Linked DNA regions of Homo sapiens: region 2 is linked to region 1. Evidence: read pairs that join two places in POLR2A ChIA-PET (ENCODE). Cell type or tissue: GM12878. All regions are shown on one strand. Links, peaks and the distances in the headings refer to the core of each region. The heading gives the core; the rest is flanking DNA.

Region 1 (2,806 bases), core at 4-2,503:
GTTTTCATGACCTGTATTACCATTACAGGTGTCTCTGCTATAATTCAATATACATATTCCTGAAAACCTCATGTTCTACAAAATCATACATTCAGAATAATCTGGCTAATGGGAAATATTGGTTTGGGGCAGTCTGGCTTATGGGAAATATTGGTTTGGGGCAGTCTGGCTTATGGGAAATATTAAGTTGGGACCAACCACTCTAAATCTATGCTACTTTGCAAGCACAGCACTAACAAAAACAATGAAAACCATCATAAAACAGGAGCACAGTTCAGAAGACATACTACATTCCTACTATATACAGATACACTTTGGTAAATATGACTTTAACTCATGAAAATATGCGGGGCTGCTTGATGGAAGGGGATGTAAGGAAGGATATGAGGCTGGTGAGTACTGGGAGACAAGAATGAAACACACCAAGACGTTTGCATGAGATCATGCAAAGAGAATCATGCAGAAGGTACATCTAAGACACAAGGCCAACCGGGCATGGTGGCTCATGCCTGTAATCCCAGCACTTTGGGAGGCTGAGGTGGGCAGGTCACAAGGTCAGGAGTTCGAGACCTGACCTTTAACAGTCTATTCAGCCTGGCAACTATGGTGAAATCCCGTCTCCACTAAAAGTACAAAAAATTAGCTGGGCGTGGTGGCACGCACCAGTAGTCCCAGCTACTCAGGAGGCTGAGGCAGGAGAATCACTTGAACTTGGGAGGCAGAGGTTGCAGTGAGCCGAGATCACACCACTGCAATCCAGCCTGGGCGACAGAGCGATTCTCTGTCTCAGGGAAGAAAAAAAAAAAAAAAACACAAGGCCCGGCAGGCTGAGACCATGACAGGAACGGTTAGAGTGGACCCTGGTGCAGTGTGGGGTGCTCTGTTCAGCCTCACTATGAATTTCACATCCAGCTTCTGTTACTTGGAGATATAAAACAGTAATGTGTGGAGACAAATCGTGGATGAACCAACTCCTGAGTTATGGCGTCATCAATCTGCTATGACCAGTCAAATTCGCAGTATAGAAACATGTCTTGTAGCTGGACAGAAAACATCCAGCTCTACTGCTGCTAAACATCATGGAATGTACCCATTGGTTTATCCATATAGTAAGTTTTAACATTATTTTTAATATATTGTTCATTCTGAATTTGACAGTGGTCTGCCAAGTCTCCCTGAACTCCACAAATTAAATAAAGGTATCTCAGAGGGCCTTTCCCAAGAACTTTAATGCCATCTTCCTAGCAAGCTATAGAAAACATTTGAAAACCCCAAGGGCAAAGTTCCAGGGCTGCCTAGGGGCAAAATCAGTGAACAGAGTAGTAAACTGATAAAACCAGCATAGAGGCCTCTGTGGGGGAAAAAGACACCTTTCTGCAGTTAATAAACAGTACCAAAGAACACTGATTGTCTTCTCAGGGTTTGTAGCCCATTTCTGTTTTTTATTTTTAAATCTCACCTGTTATTTTTGTTTTTAGCTGTTCCATAGTAGTCTGATGGAAATACACTTTATGTGTTCTTGTGTGCCAATCAAAAATAAAATAAGCACAATGAATACCTCTAATTGCATAGTTCATGAAAGGCTTGAAAAGATGCAGAGCAGCTGGCTAATGCTGCCAATGAGCCATTGGCTGGAGCCCCTTGTAACTCAGCCTTTGATTCTGTCTTCAGCAAGCCCCAGCATCCTCAGGGCCCATGTGATGGGTGCTCAGTGGAACTCCAGACTTTGTGGAGGGCTCTGTGGTTCTGCTGCTGGGGAAACTGTGTGTTTCTGAGCCTATGGGAATGGGTCAGAAAGCCTGGGAAATGGGGGAGAATAGGAGCAGGAACACAAATGAGGAGCCAGCAATGCAGGTTGCTATTATGTCGCATGTCACTTCCTACGAATATCTTGATAGATTAGCTTCCTTCAGGCCCAAAACCTTGAATGGACATGAACCACAGTATCAGGGCTAAATGAGTAACAGCCCAAACCAGGTCCACTCTCCAGACAGTTAGAAAAGGTAGACATCTCTTGTAGCTGGATGGAGCAGGGGTCTCCCCCAGGGGTGGTAATTCAGCAGGTCTTTAAAGAATGAATAGGATTAAAGTAAGTGAAAATGGAAAGCTGAAGGCAGGGAAGGAAAGTGAGGCTCAGGGAGAATTCTGGGCAAGGGAAAGTTACAGAGTGATTCCTTAGAGCTTGTGAGTCTAACAATTTTGATGTCAATGGACCTTATTCTTGGAACCACAGGGCAACTGATTGACTTTAGTTTTCTTTTTTGCTATATTCTTGCCACTCACTCAATGACTGCTCATTGAAAATTGATGATAATGGCCATATGGAAAGTCTCAGAGCTTATCTAGGATTTGAGTCCCTGAGGCATAATCAGTGGGTGGAACAGCAGATGGATGGGGCAGACTATTTTTCTGTTCCTTCCTGTGACAGTTGATTATAAGTTATAAAAATGGGCATTCTCTTTGTGATCTTAGCTTCCAAAATTACGGAAGGTTATCACTATTTATTATTACTACTTTCTCAGCAAACTCAAAGAATCAGAGTGATATTGATTATTTAGATTTAGCAATGGGGGACTTAAGCTCTTATAAATCAGGGTCATCTGAATCTAAAGATGTATGTCTTTCTTATTTCAGTCTGACCAGTTATTTAAGAATCCAAGATACCTTTACTTTTTATTTGAAGTTCCTTAATTTGATAAGAGCTCTACCAAGCAGTTGGTTCTGTTTCTCTTTCAGTTCTCTGCCAAGCTTTTGTGTGTCTTAAGACACTGGGACTGGGAAAAGACTGCAGTGTTTGTTAAATGTA
Region 2 (2,806 bases), core at 199-2,698, 66 kb before region 1:
CCCTTTCTTGCAGATGTCAGCACTGAATCATACATGACCTTAAGCCATCTTTGCATTATTTCCTTATGGCATTTTTTGTTTTATTGCCTTCCTCTGATACTTTCCCTATGTTTAACCTTTTTGCTCCTTCACTGGCCTGTGAGATTTGGCTAGACGGGACTTTTCCTGATTTTTGTATGGCTTCCATGCCCAGGACAGAAAATGCTAGAAAAACATTGATGGATTACTCTCTTTCCTCTTTCCTACACTTGGTCTCTGCATTTTTCATCCATCATCTTGGATCTACCCTGAAGTTATCCCCTACTTGTGCATAGTTTGCTGATCTGCTCAGATTTTCCTGTGAGAGCTGATTTTTCTCACATAGCCTCTTTTTACTTCTCAGTGTCATCCACTGTATTAGTCTGCTAGGGGCACCATGACAATATTCCTCAGACTGGGTGGCTTAGACAACAGAAATTAATTTTCCCATAGCTCTGGAGGCTGGAAGTCCAAGATCAAGGTGTCGGCAGGTTTGATTCTCCTGAGGCCTCTCTCTTGGCTTACAGGTGGAGGTTGTCTTCCTGGGTCTTCACAGGCCGTTCCTTTTTATACACAAATCCTTGTTGTCCCTTCCTGAGCCCAAATTTCCTCTTCTTATAAGGGTATCAGTGAGATTGGATTGGGACCCACCCATAGGACCTCATGTAATCTTCATTACTTCTTTAAAGACTTTGTCTCTAAATACAGTCACATTCTGAGGTGCTAGGGGTTAGTGCTTCCATTACTTTTGGGGGTCATAATTCAGCCCATAACGCCCACTGACTCACCCCTGCTGTAGCTGGTAGCTGGAGTTCCTCCCCCAGCCTGTGTAAACTGATCTTGGACTTGTGTGAGGCTGCCCTCAATGCTGCTCTTGCAGGAGGCCCAAGACAGGTCTGTTTGTTAACCATCCTGTCCTTGGAATCTAGCCCTGCACACACTAGCTACACCTGCATCCACGCTGAGAGTCCCAATAATGCTCCTGAGCCCTCGAATGTGCTGTAAAATGGTAAGAGAGCCACATATACACTTACAAATGGATGACTCCGGCTCATCTGGACCCCTCCTCCATCTCTCATAGACTTAGAATCTTTTCGGTGGTTGGTGGGTCCCTAGAGTCACACTTTATTTTTAGCTAAGGTGGGGTCACTTCTCACCAACATTTGCAAGTGTTCGATAAGCAATGTTACATCTAAAATCAAATGAGTTATAGTGAATTCTGAGGGAGATGGGCAGGTGTTTTATAATATCAAATATTGTTTGAAATTAGCAAATGAAAAACTAATCAATATCTTTTGAGCACTTATTGTGTAAGGAGCATAGCCAAAAATATAAAGGCATAGTTCCACCTAGTTTGAATTGGATGAGGATTAAAGAAATTATGTATTTGAAAGTCCCTTACACATACAGTACTCCAATTAACAAGTATTATTTCACCAAAGCCTTTCAGCCCTTAGCCAAATGGAATTTCTTCCTTTTTTTTTTAAGTATAGCTTAGTGATTAAAAATAGGGTTTCCTGAGCTTCAAAGACCTGTGTTCAAATCTTGGCCTTGTTGCTTATAAACTATGTCACTTTGGCCAGATGACTTAAACCCTATGCATCGGTTTCCTCACCTGTCAAATGGAGATAATAATAGTATGTACCTAGTAGAGTTGTCATGAGGACATTGGTTATAATAACAACAGCTAACATTAGCAAGCAGTTATTCTATGTCAGGTATTGCTCCAAGTGCTTTATATGCAAATATATGTATTAAATGTATGTAATAGATGTTTCACCTCATTTAATGCTTGCTACATGGTCTGTATTAACTAGAGTGGGGGCTCAATAACTCCAAGCAATGCCTTTCTATTGCAACCTGAAGAGGGAGATTAGAAATGTAGAAACCATCCATTCATATCTCTCCCTCATTTAATAGCTGAGGACACTAAGGCCCAGAGAGTATAATCATTTGGCCAAGGGTACACAGCATGGCAGTAGGTGCCAGAGCCAGGGCAGAGTCTCCCAGGCTCACATCAAAGGGTCGTTTCTGTGGAGCCAGGAGGTGACATTGGGATGAAGGGAAGGCTTTCCCTCATCCATAGGGTTCTCAGGTCAAACCCACCCAAACCAGCCAGGTTGTGGGCCTCCCAAAAAACAAAAAAAAATGGTGTGAAACCTTTAATAACAGATGGTCCAAACCTGGGGAGAATAAGATAAAGCTAACGGTAGTTACAGATGAGACATGTTAGTGTAGGATTTGACTGCATGTGGTTTGAGGGACATGCACAGGCCTCTTGTCAACTGGATTCCACATACTAAAGGAGTGTGCTGGGCAGCCCCCGACTCACAAACGGGGCCATCAGCCTTTCCTAGCAAGGCTTTGTTTCAGAACTTGGCATGCATTTTCCTATAAAAACAAGGTGGTAACCTGTGATTTGGTTCTCCCGCCAACCCACAAAGCCCTGTTTAACCCTAGCAGACCTGGGCCTTCTTATTAATGGTGGTTTCTTATTGTTTCTTTGGAAAAATGCAATCCCAGTTCCAACATGAAATCCCGAATCTGGAGAACTTGGCATCAGGCTGTGAATGAGGCCCCTGCCTCTTGAAAATAATTCTCTCCCCTCTGGCCATTCCGGCCAGGGGTCGGAGGTTCCCCACACCTCTCCCAGGTCCCTTGATCAGGGCACTCAGCGGCTGGGAAACAAGGGTTGGCATAAGTCAGGGATCCACTTGGACCTCAGGAAGGCCACTGGGCCAGGGAGGAATAGGCCGGGGAGCCACCCACCTGAGGGAGGCGTGCAGGA

Evidence for each region. ChIA-PET counts read pairs that join two places held together with the same protein. Peaks named below come from ENCODE experiments on the same cell type or tissue, not always from the same donor. Only the 100,000 strongest peaks of a DNase experiment are listed, where the experiment ranks them.
Region 2: POLR2A ChIA-PET joins it to region 1 with 5 read pairs; 7 of 35 experiments call an interaction of 5 or more read pairs at or near these places.

What each region holds. Positions count from the first base shown.
Region 1 is chr13:46,627,869-46,630,674 of GRCh38, forward strand. All of the region lies in intron 1 of LRCH1 (leucine rich repeats and calponin homology domain containing 1), which reads left to right. Among named protein-coding and RNA genes, the nearest start is that of LRCH1, 76 kb to the left of the region's middle. In GM12878, for the core only: no CTCF peak of the experiment used is centred there; no DNase peak of the experiment used is centred there; H3K27ac peaks cover 916 bases.
Region 2 is chr13:46,561,857-46,564,662 of GRCh38, forward strand. The region is part of intron 1 of LRCH1 (leucine rich repeats and calponin homology domain containing 1); the gene reads left to right. Among named protein-coding and RNA genes, the nearest start is that of LRCH1, 10 kb to the left of the region's middle. In GM12878, for the core only: no CTCF peak of the experiment used is centred there; no DNase peak of the experiment used is centred there.